Linked DNA regions of Homo sapiens: regions 1, 2 and 4 are each linked to region 3. The links are chromatin loops, found by intact Hi-C in ENCODE. Cell type or tissue: HCT116. All regions are shown on one strand. Each heading gives the region's core, and the rest is flanking DNA. Links, peaks and the distances in the headings are about the cores only.

Region 1 (4,904 bases), core at 1,643-4,142, 170 kb after region 3:
TAAAAAACTTAGAAATTTGGAGCAGAAAGCCTTGGGTTGTGGAACCATTTCTGGCTCTTACCAACTGATACAAAAACCTCCAACATGTAAAGCCTCAATTTTCTCATTTGCAGAATGGGAATAATGGCACAAACATGGTAAGGTTGAGGTGAAGATTAATGAAATGACATACACGCCTCCCCAACAGGCACCAGCTCACTGATCTCAGCATGCAGCACTTCCTCTCAGCCCACTGGCATGCCCTTCCTCTGCAGGGAAGTGGGGGCAGAATGATGTTTCCAACCTTGTGCCTAGTAACTCTGCAATGCGCAGCCTCTGCCACCCACACCCACTGGCATAAGCTCCTTGGGATGTCTCTCAGGTAACTCAGAGTTCTAAAACTTCAGACACAACCTTGAAGTCCTGTAAATGCAACACAATGGCATAGCGTAGGAAAAGAGAAAAGAAATGAGATGTATCTAATAAATGTGTGTGGGCAGAGAGGTAGGCAGGCATTATCTTGAAGGAATGAAGTCTTAAGGGTACAGTTTTTCTACGTCTCATTAATATTCTTGATATTCTAAACATCAGCCTTACTTTTTTAGTAAATAAGAAAGAATAAAATCATGATTTGTTCACGTTAGCATATCTCACATGCTGTATTTCCATTGAATGGCTTGTGTGCAGGGATAAAGAAGCATAAATAACTTTAGATCTTGAAATTCCATATATTTCCAGTTCCAGTAATAATGCTAATAGCATAGTAGAATTTTATAAAACATTTTTCATATGTATTTCTCACTTAATCCCATCAACAACTTTCTGACATGGACAAGAAAGTTATATCATTATTGTCCTCATTGCATAAATTAGGAAACTCTGACACATCCAAATCTGTTAGATTATGCTGTGCAATGAACCCCAAACTCAGTAGGTTACAATGACAAGGGTTTATTTCCCACTCACATAAGTGCAGTTGTAAACTACCTTTGACTGTGTCCTACATCTTCTTGATTCCAGGATCCACACTGAAGAAGCAGCCCTTTCTCCGTTGTATGGCAGAGAAAAAAAGAGCAGTGCTGGAACCACATATGGCTCTTAGAGCTTTTGCTAAGACTTAGCATAAAACACTCTGTTTATATTTCTTTCACTAAACCAAGTCACATATCCAAGCCTGTTGCTAGAAGCAGGGGGAGTATAATCCTCTTATAGGGAACAGAGAGGAATTGGGAACAACAACTTGCATATAAAGGTAAGTATCAGAGCTGGAAATAAAGCTAAGATTTTCTGATCTTTAAATACAATACTGTTGGGCCTAGCACACTCTTGCGGTGAATGAGCATAGCAGGTACATATAGGCAAATTATGAATTAGTTTGTAATTTTTAATTTCAGAGAAGATATGCAGCTGACGATAAAATTTGAGGGTCATCAGAGTACAAATCCTTCGTAACCATGAGACTAGATTATTTGTAGTTTATGGTAATAATAAAGCCAAAAGTGTGACCTTGGAGGTAAATGGGTAAACTATGGTTGAGAGATAGATTCTTGAAAGATAGAGTGTCAAGGAACTTAGAGATTAAGACATTGAAAGGATCATCGACATGAATATTAAAAACCACCAAAAATGATGGCAATAATAGAATTGGAAAGAGTTCATTGAGCCAGGCTCTAAAAGCTTTAGGCAGTGAGAGAGTAATCTGGGGATCTGAAGAGGAGCACAACTAGAAGGACCAGTCGGTGTTCTAGTTGGATGACCTGTTGTGTAAAGCTCTGTGTGTGTGTAGCAGTAGCAGGAAAGGGGAAGTCAGGAAATGGGAAAGAGAAGTGGTCTGAAGTGGTGATGACAAGGAAGGCATATAACAATCTCCTTCAGAGACCAGCAGCAAGAGGGTTTTAGAGAGAAAATACCCTCCACTTAGGGGTTCTACAAGGAAAGCAGTGAGCTTAGGGTGACCCAGTTTTTAGCAAGATGGCAAAGGAAGCATTCAGAGAATAGTCTGAAGATACGGGAGATTTTGCTCCCGATTGATCTTGAGTCTAAGAATTTACAGTGGAAGGGTTTCAGAGCTTGAAGTAGCATGGGCGATGGATTAGGAGTTATTTGTATGAAGTGACAGGAAGATAAAAATCTGAGGGATAAAGGATGACCTGGGAGTCTGGGCTGCTCTGGTGATTCGAAGCAGAAATCAATGGCACCATGAGCTGAGCCTTGATGGTGCTGAAGCAGGTGGTAATGATAAGTCTGTGAGTATTCATGAAGGAGAACATGTGGGTGTCTGAGTCTCTGCTGGTGTGGAGTCAAAGAAAAGGCCAGGTTTTATCTGCACTGGCCAAGGCTCTGGGGTTTCCTTCTCATTACTGTAGAAGTCACTGCATATCCTATTTGTATTTTATCCCCAGTGCCATCCAGTGCACAGAGATGAAGCTCAGTAAATGTTTGTTGACTGAGAACAGTCCCTGTTTACGATAAACTAATAATAAACATTTGTTAAATTTGAAGACTGGAAATAATGTACATGAAACAATTGTGAATAACTTGGCATGTCTGTGGAGTTTTTCATACCAGATGCTGTTAAGCTTCGCATGGCAGAATGATCTGAGAATGAGTCATCACTGACTCATGGATCCAGCTTGTTTCACCTGCAGCGCTCACTTTAAGTCACAATGACCTTTTCTGACTACTTGTAATGGCAGCACAGTGGGGACTGCAGTTCCTGGAGAGTGCACCATTAATAGAGTAGTTAGCCAGTACTGTTTTGTTGTCCCTCGGAGTAAAAGGGAAAGTGAAGCAAGAGAACAGAGATTTAATACTACATATTTTTTCACTCAATTGAGAAATACAACTGAAAAAAAATATATATCCTTATAAAACTTACTGTTTTAAAAGCGCAGTCCTTGCAAGTTGATTTGGGTGTTTTCAGATAGTGAAAAACTTTTAAAAGATATTAAATTATTACTTTTACTTATGAAGAATAAAAGGTAACATAGAGACATAGAAATCAAGAAATCCTCGAGTATTTTCTTTAGAAACACCCCGATTAGAGAAGGAGTTTCCGTTTTTAAGAGAAAATTAAACCAGATGACCTTAAGTCCTTTTTAACACAAGTTTGTATTAATACCAATTAATAAATTAATCAGATTTGAAAGATTTGTGGACAAATGCCTTTATAACGTTCTTAACTGATATGGACTGAACTGTATGCCCCCCCTTTCCCCCTGGAATTCATATCCTAAAGCTGTAACTCCCAGTGTGACTGTATCTGGAAATAGGGTCTTTAGAAGGTAATTAAGGTTAAATGAAGTCATAGGGAAGGATCCTAATCCCGTAGGACTGTGGCCTTAAAAGAAGAGAAAGAGATGTATGAGTTCCTTATATATTTTGGATATTAAACCTTTATCACATATGTGGTTCGCAAATATTTTCTCTCACTCTGTAGGTTGGCCTTTCATTTTGTTGATTGTTTCCTTTGCTGTGAAGAAGCATTTTACTTTTATGTAGTCCCGTCTGTTTATTCTTATTTTTTGCTTTTTTGCCTGTGTTTTTGGAGTGATATCCAAAAAATCCTTGCCAAGGCCAATGTCAAGGGGCATCCCCCTGCCCCATCCTTTTTTTTTTTTTTTAGACAGACAGGGTCTTACCCTGTCACCCAGGCTGGAGTTTAGTGGAGCAGTATCACAATCATAGCCATGGCATCAGACTCCTGGGCTCAAGCTATCTTCCTGCCTCAGCCTCCCAAGTAGCTGGAACTACAGGCATGAACATATAAACCTCCTAGGAGTTTTACAGTTTCAGGTCTTACATATTCCGGGCTGTGGGGGAAATGAGGAGATGTTGGTCTGGTTGAAGAGTACAAACTTTCAGTTCTAAGATGAATAAGTTCCAATATACAGCATGGTGACTATAGTTAATACTTTATTGTTTATTTGAAATTTGCTAAAAGAGTAGACCTTAAGTGTCCTCACTTCTCTTGGACAAACCAAAAGTGCAACTATGTGTGGTAATAGAAGTGTTGATTAATTTGATTGTGGTAATCATTACACAAAAATATACGTATGTCAAATCATAATGTTGTATACTTTGAGTATACAAAATTTTTATTTGTCAATTATACTTTAATAAAGCTAGGAGGGAAAAGAAGATGAAGAAAGAAAGACTTCTCTGTCTTCACCATGTGAGGACACATCAAAAAGGTGGCCGTCTGCAAGGCCCTCACCAGACACCAACCATGCTGGCACCTTAATCTTGGAATTCCAGTCTCTACAACTGTGAGTCATCCAGTTTAGGGCATTTTATTATGGCGGACACCTACCCACCTTTCTAGAAATGATGCTTGTTTGTTTCTGAAGGAATAATAGAATCATAACTTATTATTGGTTAGGAGCTGAATTCTGAAACATTGTACAACAGTAAAAAATTTGCCATGGAAATATTTAATTATTTTAAGAAATATTAAGAGACATTAAGATCCTCCCTCAGACTGCTAACGTCTCATTGGTATGGACTGTGCTTACTGGTGCATCACCAGCATACTGAGTGAATGAGCAAAGGCATCCAAAGAATCAGCTGAATGGTAAGGGATTGTGAAATAAGAAAAATTCTGAATAATATGTTGCCTGAAGAACTCACATGAAATTAAACTTTTAGCTTTCTTCAGCAACCATGTTCATGTTGAGTGTGGCTCAGGATATCAAAAAATATAAAACTCATTTGTGTTTTTTATTTTTCTGATTTACTACCAAGGAACAATTTTCTAATTTACTACTAAGTCAGTATCAAGACTATTTCCCTTGGATCAATAAAGACAATCACATTTTAATGCCATTGTAGATTTAGGTACCTGAGACTTAGTATTACCTGCAAATAGATGTCACCACATAAAAAGGTTGATTGCACACAAGCAAATGTAAGTATACTAAACAGCA
Region 2 (4,904 bases), core at 1,487-3,986, 710 kb after region 3:
ATATATTTTCCTTTTTTCTCATTTTTAGTTCTCAGTGTTCTTGGAAGAAAATCAGTCTGTGTCTTCCAATTTTATCAATTCTTCATTTTCTCTAAAGAAATGATATGCTGATCTTCTAAAATAATTTTTAAGCAGAATTCACCAATGGGGCAATTCTCATAGGTAAAAGGAGAATCTATATGCCTATGTTACCACAATTTGTGACAATCATAAGAATACAGTTAACAACAAAATCTTAAGCTCTTGCCAAGAAGGATTAATGTCTTCTCAGTATTCAGGACATGCCTGCCGATGCTAAGTCACACATGCACGCTGAGTGGAGAATGCCTTTAGCTCATGTATAGGAATCACAAGGTGATCTCAGCCAAACCTCAATGTAGCCCAGAAGAGGAGAAACACTGGCTGTCTTAGGAGACAAATTAGCACAAGGTATTATTTATGTATCATTTATCAACTGTGAAATTTTAAAAAATGGTTATAAATACAGTACTTGCAGCATAAACCGTTATTTGTTTTATTACACTAAGTTCCATTTAAAAGGACTCCATTCATGCAGGATGCTCTGTTTTGGTTGGCTGAGCAGTCAGATTTCTGTGCTTATAATTCATGTATACACTTACTATGTGTATTGAGTGCACTCTCCTAATTCCAGTTGCCACAGTCAGACTGTAAATACATATGTTTTGTCATTCTTAACTACTGTAATTCAGAACTTCAGCTGCCAAATTTGGTGCTAATATTCTCACATATGCAGTTCATGCTCTGCTCTTAAGTAATTCCTTGTTTGCTGTCAGCAGCTTCTACCATGATATATAAAATGGTAGAATCAATTTAAAGAAAAATAACCTAAATTGTTAGCTAAATGGAGCTACAATGTGTTTTTCTTCTTGAAAATATTCCCTTTTCTATTATTTCCTTTATTTAGTAATTATAAACCCTGGTCAAGCAAAAAATACATACAGCAGAACATTTTAAGTACCAGCAAACCACAAACAGCAGTGTTTTCAAGAAGAAAAAAAGGAAAATCTCAGTTTCATGCTAGACCATCCTTTGAGGCACTGTCATTTTAAGTGTGGAGGCATCAATTATTTCCCCTAGGCTGAAAGATCTACACATATAAAGGTTCTATAGATCCACTAAGAAAATAAGCAACCATTTCTCTGTATCATTAAACACAACAGGATACTAGTCTTGAAACACCGGCAAAATTCTGAGTGTGAATATTAAGGTCTCATATTTCAGTTTCAAGTGAAATAGAGTTGTTTTAGGCCAAAGAGGATTGAGACCATACTTCAAGTTGTCAACTGCATAATATTTCAAGGGTCAAAGACTAGCTCCATTTCAAAAGCCTGTAACCTTACAGCCTGAAGAAACCCTGTGGGTCTCCTAGTTCAATATGACACCCAAGGCAGGAATTTTTCCCCTAGCATCCCTGACAGATGGTCAGCCTCTGTTTCAATTACTCCAGTGGGGGAGTTCTCAAGAGAAGGTTCCCAAGGGCTATGATGAAAGGCTAGAACCAGCCATTCAGACCTGGAGGAAGGCTCCAGTCAGCAAGCTCGCAAGATACAGACAGCATTACCAAACATTGAAACCAGACTTCCACAAGCAAGAATGCGATTCCGAACTGACCATCATAAAGATGCAATGTGTAAGACATACAAACCCCAATTCTAGAACCATCCAAGGTCCTTTTACTGGCCTAGGGAGTAGCTCCCACAATGGGGTAAGCAAGGTGGCTTTTCTCCGACTTATTATTATTATTTTTTAATGACTCTTTAAGGCTCACAGCAAGGCTTGATCAAGTCAGGGAGCACCAAATCCCTTCCTTCCAAAAACCAAGGCAAGGGACCCGCTGGTGGAAATGCTAAGGCTTAAAATACTCTTAACTTTGGTCTTAAATTCGTCACTACAGTAAACCAGAACATTTCCGGTTTTTCTTTTAAAGATGTACATAGGCTATGCCGTAACCGAAGTTTGGTTGGTGTAGGGTGGATTGGGGGGAGCGGTGTTTTAAGCGCAGCCCTTCATCCCGCCTTGAAGTCTAGCTTGATCCTCCCAGGAAAGGCGAGCGCGCGGGGCTGAGCTGCCAGCCGGTCCCCAGCCGGAGCCTGGGACGGGGCGGTCCGGCCCTTACCTGTCAATGCTGATCACGCACAGGGTCATGATCGAGGCCGTGCAGCACATGACGTCCATGGCGATGAAGACATTACAGAAAAAGTGTCCAAAGATCCACTTGCCCCCGATGAGGTCGGTGACGCTGACGAAGGGCATGACCGCCACAGCCACCGAGAGGTCGGCCAGCGCCAGGGACACGATCAGGTAGTTGGAGGGCTGGCGGAGCTTCTTGACGAAGCACACGGAGATCACCACCAGGCAGTTGCCCGCGATCGTCAGCAGCGTGATGAGCGTCAGGATGGAGCCGATCACAACTTTCTCGACTCTGCCGTAGTTGATCTGTTCCCCACAGCCGGAGGCATTGTCCGGGGGCGCGTCCCAGGTGGGCGCCGGGCTGGCTGTCACCTCGCTCAGCAGGTGCGGCGCCCAGGAGCCCGCGACCGGGTCGGCGCCACCGTCGGGGCTCAAGTCGGGCAGCCCGCGCCCCACTTCTGGCAGAAGGAAAGAGCGGAGGTGCCCGTAGAGGTCCGGGCGGCCGCTGCTGTTAACGTCCATCATCGCGCCGCCGTGTGCCGCTGCCCATGGAGCCGGCGCCCCGGCCACGCGCCTCCGGCTGCCGGCCCCGGGGCTTCACCTCACCGGTTCCGCTCCGCCCGGCCCAGCCATGGGGCCCGCGCCGACCGCTGGGGGGCGCCTGGCTCTGTCTCGGAGCCCCGCACTCCCCGGACCCCCGGCCGCTGCGGGTAACGCGGCAGCGCGGCCTCACGGGGACTCCCTGCGGGAGGCGCTTCGGCCCCCGACGGACGCCTGGGACGCGCGGAGTCGAGGGAGCTCGGGCTGGGCTCCGCTGGCAGCTCCACAGTTCGCAGCAGCAGCTCGGCTGCGCCGAGAGCGCCCGGGCGGCAGCGGCAGAAGTTGCGGAGTGCGCCCCGCCCCTCGCGCCCGCCGCCGCCGCCGCCGCCGCCGCCGCTCCCCTGCGGCAGCCGCGCCGCGTCCCCGCCGCCGCCGCCTCCGGCCGCTGCCCGCTCCCTCGCGCTCCTGGGACGGGATACCCGGGCTGGGCAGGCACCGCCGCCTCTCCCGCGCCTCCCTACTGTGAGGGGGCGGCGCTGCACGCGCCTCCCGGGATCCCGGGTCCCCTCGCCCGGGAAGCTGTCCTTGCCGCATGATAGATACTTAGAACCCCTCCAGCCGACCCCAGCCTCCGCACACTAGTCAGCCACAGTTCAGTGGGGGCATTTTTCTTTTGTTAAGAGGCCTAATGAGCCAGCGGATGTTTGGGCTCATTGCGAAATGAAGAACCTAGAGGGGGATTTTATTTTTCTTAATTAAACAACAACCAAAAAAACGTCTCTGAGCACTACACTAAGCAACAAATAGGTACTTCCGTTTTCTATTTTGACCGCTTATGGGAAGAAGCGAAGATGGAAAAGAAGCAGCCGAATGGGGTGAGGGTGGGAGCTCCGAGAAGAGGAAGAAAGAAAAAAAGGAGGGAGGGGGATTCCTTAAGCCCCTGGCACCCAGGAGATGAGGATGCTCTGGGGACAAGGCCTCCAAGGGGGTTACACCCATTTGGACTAATCCTTCCTGGATGTCTAGAAACAGTCCTCTCCGCTCTGAAAATAGACCCTGATTGCCTTTATATTTAGACTTCAAAGCCTAATATATTGAAAAGAGAGTTAATTTTCCCGTAGCATTCTGGAAGTCTTACACATAAGCAAAGAAATGACCGGTTATACTCTTCTATAAAGGAATCCTGGAGGTGTATGTTGATTTAATACCTATTGGCTAAAATTCCCCTTGGTATCCAAACCCTGTCAGAGCGGCTGATTTTTATTATTTGTGAGACTTGCTTCATTCCATTTTGTTTGAAGGTTTCATTGGAAGCCAGCAGTGATTTCTGTAGTTTAAGACTCTAAAAATAATCAAATCTGTTTTTTCTTGTTAGGCCCTAGCGGATTATAAATAAGAAGAAAAGGAATAAAAACCTCAAAGTATATTGATCAGAGTGCTGAATAGTACTTTCATTCTTCAAGGTGGGTATTAGCTCTGTTTTTCCAGATAGGGAAGGTTGTTAGCTCTTGCAATCAGCTGGTAAGGAATAGTTATGTTTCAAACCCAAGTTTATCTGATTACTATGCCCATATTCTTCCCTGTACACATTCAGAAAAAGTTTTAATGGAAAAAAAAAAAAGCCCTAATGTTCACAGCTCTTTTGCTGTGATCAACATTTCAGAGGCTCCTCTCTGCCTAGGATAAGCAAACCAATCCATTGAGTCAGAGGAAGAGTTGAATATAATACCTAGGCCACAAAGCAATATTATCTAACAGTTAAGATGGATGAGGAAATTTCTTCAACCTTACTTATGTTAGTTATTCTCTGTTTCGCTTTTCTTGGTTTGTTATCTGTGGTGAACCACGGTCCGAAAATATTAAATGGAAATTTTCAGAAATAAACAATGTGTAAGTTGTCAATTGCACACTATTCTGAGTAGCGTGATGAAATCTCTATCTTACCCAGGATATGAATCATCCCTTGTCCAACATATCCACACTGTATATGCCATCCACCATTAGTCACTTAGTAGCCCTCTCTCTTACCAGATCAAAAAAAAAAACATAGTATATATACGATTGGGTACTATCCGGGGTTTTAGGCATCCACTGGGGATCTTGGGAGAGAGGAAATCTCAGACAAAAGACAAATAGTTTGTTGCTGGAATGCATCTAAGAAACCATTTGTTCACCCTTCAGTGCAGAGGAGGAAATAGAGGCTGGGAGAAATT
Region 3 (4,904 bases), core at 1,203-3,702:
ATTTGTCTGGCCAGCATTTCTACAGTTATGGCTCAAGAGGAAGGTTAGTGTCATCTGCAAACTGCAAGCACCTGGGTTTATATTTCCAAAAGAAATGTCAGCCTGAAAGCTATTCTTCACTTCAAGGGGATTAGAGCTTCAGCTGATATTGGACTCTCTTATTTGTTTCTATAAATTTTTAACAGCCTGAAATGGCATTAAACTCTGTGGAGAGCACCATATAATGCCACTAATCCTGTTGATCTTAACATTGCTTTACAGAGGTGAGAAGAACAATAAATCCTTTTATGTGTAAATCAGGAGAGATGTTAGCCATTTCTCTGCAAGGACATATCTTATTACTAGAGTTGGCTGAAACAAATCAGAGCTCAAGTATTAAATTTGAGATGCTCCATTTTTCTTTTCCCTGATAGTCCATTGATTCTCACCCTCCTCTGATTGTCCCATCTTCAAATAGTTGTATGTTTCCATCTGTGTGTCTGCCTGTCTGCCTGTCTGTCTGTTCTACCTCTCTCAATTTGCTAAACCTCAGGTTTTGGCCATCCTGCTATTTTAGGATATATTCCTGAAGAGTATTGTGACAGATATTTTTAGGGAACAGTGTAAGACTTGATTCTTGGTTTCTAAGAGCTTGCAGTCTCCTAGAAGGAATAAACCAAGTGGACATATAACAGAAACTTAAGGCTGTATTTAATAGACTATTGGTAAGGGTGAGTGAGGGCTTAGTGGCTGTGCTTGAATTCTGTGCTTGTCTCTCCCACTGACTACCTGTACAACCCCAGGCAAGTCCTTTGATCTCTCTGAACCTCGGTTCTTCATTTGCAATACAAATTAATTACATAGGGTTTTTGCGATGATTAAATGAAGCATAGACTATTTAGTACAATGCTATTTATTGCTATAATTAGTATTATAATTTGTGTTCAACGAGATGTATAAGCAATGACCAAAGTGGTCCTTATAATCTTTGTTAATGGTGGATTGGCTCCACTGCCAATAATAAAATGCATTAGGTTTGGGTTTTTATGCATGTACATTAGGATAGACTGCTTTCAGAAATAAAGCTAACCAAAGGCTCCTCAGCACTCACCAGCATTATACATATGGTAAAGTCATTTATTTTACACGAGTGATATGGCCATGATTAAAAAGAGATACTCCTGAAACTTCTTTCCTGTGGTAGAATATGTTGCAGTAAAACACCTGCACTGTTTCAAATAATTCCTATTCAAGTGTGTTGCCTTTCCAGAGCCGCAATTTATCCAGACCAAAGATAGTCATGGTCACTGCCCTGCATATGTCATCATGTTTGCTGTGTTTGGTCCCAAATACACCAAACTCACTCAGCTGTTTGCAGGTTTGGCCAGTATCTGTGCTTAATGTCTTCCCAATTTCTATTATAGAGGGTGATACCTACCACTTCCCCCTCTTGCTGCCCCTTCTCATTCCAGCAGAAACACCCATGACTCACTTGAGTTATGGAGGAAAAGGAATCACAGTCTTTAGAATTTAGGGTACCAGAAGAGGCCAATCTGCTTTAGGACTTTGGCAATCTGGAGTTCCCAGTGGAACAGGAGAGCAAAGGAGATAAGTGAAAGAGGCCTATAATCAGAACATCAAAGTGTCTTGTAGCCCAAGTTCTGATTTACTTCTTATGCTAGATGAATCACTGAGACTTCTGTGGCCTCAATCCACCCATCTGTATAGTAGATGTATTGCACTGTAAGGTTATTTTATTCACCACCTCACCCATTTAATATTATAAAGAGCCTACTCTGTATTATGCATTGTGTAGAATATGAGACACAGTTACACACACACCACACATATCATTGCTCAGAATGTGTTGAGAGCCACAAAAAGATAAAAAAAAAACGTGAGGGGCTGCAGTTGTTCTGCTGTGTTTCTTTAAGCTACTTCTTAGTTCTAGGCATTAGGGCCAAATCTGTGATTTGTCTCCTCAAGTTCATCCACATCTCATGGATCATCACTACGTTTCTGGGACTCTGTTGTCTCCTATAAAAAATGAGAGAAATTAATTGAATAGCTATTTCAAAGGATTTTTTTTTCAAGAGGGCAGATGGAGAAAGGTGAGGAAGATTAAGGGAGAAAATCCATCTGGATGAATCATTCTGTGGTCACATATCCATATCTTATTTGTCTCCTAAACTCATTGTGAGTTGGGCAATGAAGATATTCTTGTTCCTTTTTGAACTAGAAGAAAATGAAGACTCAGAGGCTGAATCATGTTCTGAAGGATAAATCAAGGTCCGGATGCTCAGTACAGTACTATCAGTACGATGCACAAAGGAATCTATGTTAATTCCTTAAACGCAAAACTCACCTTTGCCATGATTTTAACCTTCTTTACCAAATAAGCTTTGTCAGAATTAGCTAGTCACAAGCATTTTCTTCTCCTAACTTATAATGCATGTAGTAGAGAAGATAATGTATCGTGCTATCAGTTTTTTGGTGAAAAATTTTCATCCAAGTTGAGGTTGGAGTGCTTAGAATTAGCTCAACCAGAGGATGTTTCTTCTGCCAATAGGTGGCAGAGTGAGTAAGCTTGTCTGAGAATGAAAATGAAATCTGAAAGAAGGGCACTTGGATTGGGATCTCCTGTTGAATCAACCTACAATGATGATGTACCTACAGTGCAAAGCCCACCACAAAGCATGGAAGACTTGAAAAAGACACCATCTCTTTATCTTTTGCAGTTCGCATTTAGCAGATCCATAAAAGGCTTTTTCTTTTTATAACAAGAAACATTATGCAAATGGTTAGCAGAGCAAAAGAAACATAAAGAGCGAAATACAACTATGTTAAGTAAACTATACATTTCTTATCTCTTCTTGATATAATGCATTCCTTAGTCCTAACTCTAATATTGAGGAAACCAAACTGTGCTTATAAGGAACCACAAAGAAATCAAAAACAATAAAACCCCAAAACTCTGACTTAGACTCAGGGGCCCCAGCCTTCTCTAAAGGAATAAAGTGCCCTCTTCTTTTCCTGACTATCCACTGATACTGATAAATGCTAAAGAGTTTTCTCTGGAACAAGTTGTCTTTCTTCTATTCCTTGAATAACCAAAGGAAATTCAATTAAAACTATTTATAATTTTATATAAAGAAGAAATAACTTGTGAAATATATTTTTTACTTGTCTATTTGCCTACTGAATTATTAAAAGGAAAGAAATGGAAGATGAAAATACTGGTGAACTCTTATTCATCCTCCAAACCCAGCAAAATTGGGGTCTCCCTAGGGAAGATTCTTCTATCTCTTTGTTTATCCTTTCTTCTGGGCTTCTAAAGCACAGTGTACCTTTTGACATCACATACATTTATCAGGCTCTTTTAATAACTTTTAAAAAATCTTTATATTTTTCTCAACTGAGATCTTGGATGTCATGAAGATGTAATTAGTTATCTTGATTCTCAGTGCCAAATGCAGGAATCATATATTAAGTATTTATGAATAAATGATGTACAAATAGACAAATGGTTAAAAAGGAAGGATTGAGTAGTTTGTAAACTGCATCTTCATTTTTGGATGAATATGAAAGCAACTATGCAGAAATTATGAAATGACAGACAGCTTGGCGGCATCAGTTTTGTGACACATCAGCCATCACATATTTTAGAGCCATATCTGAGTTCATATCTGACCCTGCCACATTCTAGAAAATAATTGAACACCTTTGAGTTTGTTTACTCATAAAATGGGAAAAAATAGTCCTTTACAGAACTGTTACTAGCTTAAATTGCTAATAAAAAGCTTTATACAATGTGAATATACATAAGGTATGATGACTATTACTGTTATCTCTGTGACAAACCACTTTCTCTTTTAAGTGGTATTGAATATCTTTACCAAATTGCAGCCAAATTGGCAAACAAATCAAAAGTAGTTTTTGTTTGTAGTTGTGAGAAACAAAACAAGTTTTTTGTTTGTTCTCTTTTTTGTTCTTTTTTTTTTGATATCACCTTGGTTTTGCTACCAAAGAAGTAAAGACAATTTTGCAGATGAAAAATTGCTGATTCATTGAAGAAAAAAAATGGTTTGCATTTGTTATTTATTTTTATGATTTACTTTAATGGACAGTTTGTAAATGAAAAGGGCTTATTTTATTTTATTCTTATACTAAATTTTAGAAGGTATTTTTATAAAGACCCTGAATTGTGTTACCTCTCTGATAGGTCTTAGATACTTTTTTCCTCTGGAAGATTTATAAATTAATAATTTGATAGGCTATAATTTAAAGTATGACTTTAAGTTCAAATTGGGGCCTGTGAAATTTTGAGAGTGGAGAATCCATTTGGGTAAAGAGAAAACACTCAAAATACATTTGTGATTTGTAAAGTTGTTTACAGAATGATTCAAAAACTGCGTCTGGGTACTCAGAGATCCAAGTCTAAGTTAAATTGTCTGTGATACCCACGGCTGTGCTGTCTCCTTCTTTCAGTTCACTCCGGGGTCAGGTTAGCTGCATCCTTAGCCTTTGGCATGGAATGTGCTTTGATGAACAAATGTCTCATCAAACAGCCAAAATGGTAGAACTTGCGTACTTTGAGGTCAGACACCATGTCTTAACCATAATTAAAAGATCATGAAACAATAAAAAGTAGGTGACAAGATCACCTGCTGGATTCACCTCAATTCTTTAAAGTTACTTCTTTGAGGGCATGCAGCTTGCAAAGCCCATGCTTTAAAAATGCACTGTGATTTTCTCATCCCCCACCCCCTGTCTTAGCTGTATCCAAAGAAAATTTTTATCCTTATTTTTGTCTGTGGAGTGAGATTTTCTTTTCAAGTGCTTGGGAGCTTTCCATGGTGTCCTGTGGATGCTTCGAAATGAAGCCCTCTCTTTTTAAATCCTTTCCTTTTCTTAGACAGAATTGC
Region 4 (4,904 bases), core at 837-3,336, 190 kb before region 3:
CTTTCTAAATTCTTTTCAGATATACAAATAAGCTGTGTCAGTTACTTAACCACTTGACAATAATGTCTACTATTTACTGAGTTCTATTCTGGTGGACAAACCGTTATAAAAAAGTTAGTTTTATGCAATGTGTTATTTATTATATATTATTTGTCATATGCCATTCATTATTCATATGTCATTCATTGTTTAGTAAACATTGGAAACAATCCACCTACTGAACAGCTTGGAAATGGGTTAAGTAAACTAGGATGTGTCCACCTAATAAAATAGCATCTGGCTATTACAGTGATATTAACAAAGAGTTTGTAAAAACAAATGAAATAATTATTACACTGAATGAATAAATTAAATTATAAAATCTTATTTTTATAAAATATTAATAGAGAAAAAGACTGGAAGGAAGCATTCCAAAAGGTTTACATTATTTGCCTCTGGGTTGTGAGATATGAGGATTAGTTGTTTTTCTTCTTTTTTCCTTGGTTCCTTCTGTGTTATTCACATTATCTGCCATGAGTGTTATTTTCATAATCTCCAACCAAACTAAAAATCTTATTTAGGAGGCATTTGAATTATTCATAAGTACCAATGGAAACTTCAGTTAGCATAGATAGGTACCATTATGTTTGGGTATTCAAATAAAGTGCAACATCATGCAATTTTAGTATTTTCAGTAAAAGTGATTTGTTCAAAGTATAAAAAAGTATGACTTAATTATGGTCTTTATCCAAGTTCCATTTACAGCACAAGAATTAAGAGTGCCTGAATTGCATATTGACTTACTGTCGTGCTTCCACTGTGTGAGTGTAATGTCTGGGAGCAGAGCCTTAGGAGACACTCTTCTGCTTGCTGCTCAGGTGCTTTTCCTGGAATCCCTATGCTGCCCTCCTGCACCCAGCTCAGTCCCACTCCCACTCCCACTCCCACTCTTTCATGACTCCTCTTAAAGGTCCTTCCTTTAGAGATGTCTTCCCTCACTCCCCTTCTCACTCAACGCTTAGGTGCCAAAGGAAGGTCATCCAACTAAACACCCTGCCAGCACTCTGCATTTTTCCCAGCTGCTCTTTCCACAATGAGTTTGTATCATGATCCATGTAATTTATGTGTCTGTCCTCCTGCTGTACTTTAAGCTCCATGAAAGGAAGGACTGTGTCTGTTTGGTTCCCTGCTGCATTCCCATTACCTAGCACAGAGTCTAACGCATGAGTTCAGTAACTATTTGTTGCATGAATGAGTGAATCCATCACATTTTAGAGATACCATATGTGAATTTCGAATATGTAAACATCCCCATGCAATTAAAATCTTGCTTGAAGGAGAAGCCTGGGAATTGGAACATGATAAGAGTTGGTTGTAGAGTGGAAATGTGAGGTTGCACCTCCCTTCAAACACATTAGCATTTGTGTGTGAGTGTGTGTGTGTGTGCATGTGTGTTAGTCTATTAACCATATTCTATAGTCACAACCGAGGTTTAGTAGAGGCATAGAATTCTGGATGAGTGTGAAGGCAATGGACTAGACTAATTGGGTTTGAAAACCAGTCAGATATTTACTAGATCTCTGAATATGGCATGTCATTTAATACCACTAAGTTTTGGTTTCTTCATTTGCATAACTGCGCTGCGGTACCTATTTAGGTTGTTGTATAGATAAAACAAGATAATGAACATAAAATGCTGAACATAGAGCTCTGAAGAATTGTAGGTGTTCAATAAGTCTCTTCAGCAACAGCAGTTATTGTTATTCCTACTACTTTGTTATTAACAATTTCTAAAGTTAACAATTTTCTGAAACAAAAATTTCTCAGTGACCACTAGATGGCATTAAGGTTAATTTAAAATATAGACAGTATAGCCATTATTCATATCAGTAAAAACTTGTGGTGAAAAGTAATTTCATACATTTTGCTTTAAGTTGTGGACTTAATAAGTTGTGATTTTGCATTATTTTATGTAGAAAAATCCTATAAGAGATTATATTTGTTTCAGCTTTGTTTCCATCAAGGATTCCTCATGCTGCTTCTCTTTATCTTTTTTGAAGTAGGAAAGTTATTGCTGAAAGTTCTGAATGATGCTGCAAAGTAAATGGCCCTGTGGGTGCACTGAGAACAAAATTACTGTTTTGTAGTTGCTGTATGATGTACTGAGGGTCAACAGCATGCCAAACTCAATGGTGACCTGGAGGGAAAGACTCTGTGGGTTTCCCAAGCTGGGAGCTGAAGACAACAGGATAGTGACTATTTCTGAAACAGATGAGTGAATAAAAAAGTGCCTGGGTAAACCCAGGAGAAAACCCAGTCACTCTGCACCCTTCTCAAGAATGCTGCACTGTGAGGAAGGTATCTGTTGTTTCTTAAACTTTGCAGAATGAAATAAATGAGCAACAAAATGCTAATACAAATATTCTCTTCAAAGACACTGGTGGACTGAAAAATTTAGTATTGCTGAGTTTCTTGTTGTGTTGTATCCATTAATTGTGGATATATCATCAAAGTTGTAGAAGAACTATATATTTAGGGTATTGTTAGAAAAAAACTAACTTAGATAACAAGTAGATTTTGATGAGTTGCATGGCTTCCTATAGGCAAAGAGGTACCATGAAACTTTACTGAAATGGAAAGATTAGTTTGTCATGATGGAAATGAACCTGAGTTGGGGAACGGTCAATTTGGCAATTGTGTTCAATCTGTGAGGTAGATTGCCAAATGGTTCAGCTTACCTCCAACTGTGAACTCCATGAGAGTGTCAGAGGCATGTGCATGTCACTTCTGAATCTCCAAAGCTGAACCTGCAGATAGCATATCTCCAAAGATGCCTACACCATCATATTGTGCTCAATAAACCTTGACTGAAAAATAAATGATAAAATATCTAGTCAGTTAGACCAGATAAAGGAATCCCATTGGGTATCAGCAAAGGGGTTCTTAGTCAAGATGGTATAGCATGTTCATAACAGGACACTCCCCTTCTCTTTCAAATACATAAAAGAATATACAACATAAATAAAAACATAAAGAGGGATAAAAAGGCAAAGTCAAGTTAAAAAATAAGGTAAATACCTATATGAACCAGAAATGGAACCCAAGCACAAAGTAGAGAGTGAAGCTGAAGACATCGAATGCTTGGCTGTCCGTTTGAAAACAAAGCAGTAGAGTTGGGAGTTTTGCTCTTCTGGATACACAAAGTAAATGCACTCTTTGTGGGATGTGGAAATGGGCCCAGGCCCACCGCTTGCATGTAACTCCCAGAGATCTTCACCAGAAGAGTGATTCAGAGTGCCCTCTAACAAGAAGAAAAGTGAACCCACCACAATCTAAATGTCTAGGTATTAGTCTTATAGGCTTAGAAAAGTGATTTCTTTTCTAATATAGAAGCAAGTTTTTCTATTTCTAAGAAGTAAGAGCTATAAAATATATGAGTCAGATTTATATACAGCACAGTAGTGTTGTTTAGTATATGCTCATTTATGAACCAGTTAAAATTATTATTCCCAGAATAGTTAATTACTATTTTTGGGAGAAACTGAGAGTAAACCTGAATTTCATAATGAAAACAAACTGAACAATAGATGACAGAAGTGTTCAAAACAAACTGTAAAAATTCTATTGGATTCTAATAATAAGCAGAAATTATAACAATAGCTTGTTATAACTGTGGCAAACAATACCAGCTTCCTAAAGATAAATGGCATCAGCATTTAAATGGTCTTTAGAAAATCCAACATTTTGAAACAGTTAATACTTTGTCTACAACTTCATTTTTAAGTATGCTGTTCCTTTTGTCTTGAATGTCTGACACTGCTATTCATACTTCATGACCTAGTTCATTAGTTTCTTTTATATGTATCACTAGAAAAGTGATTTTTTTTTTAAAAAAAGCAAATTTAGAAAGAAATCATCATTCGGATGATTCAGATAAGGCAAGCTCCCAGACATTACGTTAAAAACCTCCAAAACCCTAGAATGCAAATACAGCTAGAAATAACCAACACACTTTCAAGGGGCTCTCTCCTTTGTTGGTAGATCGAGTGTCCCTTATCTGAAATGCTTGAGACCAGAGATGTTTCAGACTTTTTCAGATTTTGGAATATTTACAGTAATATTACTAGCTGAGCATCACTAATCTGAAAATTTGAAATTCAAAATGCTCCAATGAGCATTTCTTTTAAAAGTCATGTTGATGCCCAAAAAGTTTTGCACTTTAGAGCATTTTGGATTTCAGAATTTGGAGTTTGGAATGTTCAGCTGTACTACCCAGGAAACCAATTATAATCAGAAGTTTGCTTGGCTAGTGTGGAATCAGAGCAAGGGGAATTAGTTATATAATTGAAAAGCTTTATGGCAAGCGTTGGCAAACTTCTTCTGTAAAGGGCTGGGCAGTAAATATTTCAGGCTTTGTGGGCCATATAACCTTTGTCAAGACTACTCAACTCTGATAGTGTAGTGCAAAAGCAGCCATAGATGATGTGTAAACAAATGGATGCACCTGTGGTACCAATAAAACTTTATTTAAAAGAATGGGATTCAGCCAGATTTGGCCCATGGACAGTAGTTTGCCAGCCCCTGTTTTGTGGCATTAGGTACTAAATGTCTGACATTTCCACTATGGTGAAATCAGATGTTGTCTATGTAGGTGAATCTCCTCACGTTCTTGAATCAGGACTCTCTCTCTCTTAGTTGTACAGTGTCAAAATTAGTCTCTGCGATTAGTCTTTTTGAGGTCTCTGTTTTCTTTAGGTGGGATAATTTTCCCATTTAGATTAGAGTCAAATGTTATTGGTTTAGGAGGCTTTCTGTCTTAAGGTAACTTTGCACATCTGTGTTTCAGTTCCCTTAGAGCTTAACTCTCAGAGGAAATCTTATGTCCCAATTCCATACTGGTCCTTGGTTCCCCTTATTTCACCGTT

Evidence for each region. Peaks named below come from ENCODE experiments on the same cell type or tissue, not always from the same donor. Only the 100,000 strongest peaks of a DNase experiment are listed, where the experiment ranks them.
Region 1: a loop joins it to region 3, with 3.0 times the contacts of the local background. A loop is called at or near these places in 2 of 110 quality-filtered maps.
Region 2: a loop joins it to region 3, with 7 times the contacts of the local background. A loop is called at or near these places in 9 of 110 quality-filtered maps.
Region 4: it touches region 3 in a loop (3-fold over the local background); 13 of 110 quality-filtered maps call a loop at or near these places.

Annotation. Positions count from the first base shown.
Region 1 is chr10:90,317,095-90,321,998 of GRCh38, forward strand. No RefSeq gene overlaps it. Among named protein-coding and RNA genes, the nearest start is that of LINC02653, 220 kb to the right of the region's middle. RefSeq lists enhancers at 1,918-2,653, 2,654-3,387. In HCT116, for the core only: no CTCF peak of the experiment used is centred there; a DNase peak (open chromatin) is centred at 2,617; H3K27ac peaks cover 2,500 bases.
Region 2 is chr10:90,854,996-90,859,899 of GRCh38, forward strand. It overlaps HTR7 (5-hydroxytryptamine receptor 7), which reads right to left and starts at 3,044. Exons shown (of 4, transcript NM_019859.4): 1 at 2,138-3,044. The coding sequence starts at 2,676. RefSeq lists silencers at 2,642-2,691, 2,712-3,081. In HCT116, for the core only: CTCF peaks have their summits at 2,822 (motif pointing right) and 3,022; no DNase peak of the experiment used is centred there; H3K4me3 peaks cover 2,500 bases; H3K27ac peaks cover 2,500 bases.
Region 3 is chr10:90,146,133-90,151,036 of GRCh38, forward strand. No RefSeq gene overlaps it. Among named protein-coding and RNA genes, the nearest start is that of LINC01375, 190 kb to the left of the region's middle. In HCT116, for the core only: CTCF peaks have their summits at 2,514 (motif pointing right) and 2,714; DNase peaks (open chromatin) are centred at 2,189 and 2,539; H3K4me3 peaks cover 883 bases; H3K27ac peaks cover 2,500 bases.
Region 4 is chr10:89,953,158-89,958,061 of GRCh38, forward strand. It overlaps LINC01375 (long intergenic non-protein coding RNA 1375), which reads right to left and starts at 4,216. Exons shown (of 4, transcript NR_110655.1): 1 at 3,992-4,216; 2 at 3,058-3,280; 3 at 2,718-2,846. In HCT116, for the core only: a CTCF peak has its summit at 1,833 (motif pointing right); a DNase peak (open chromatin) is centred at 1,787; H3K27ac peaks cover 730 bases.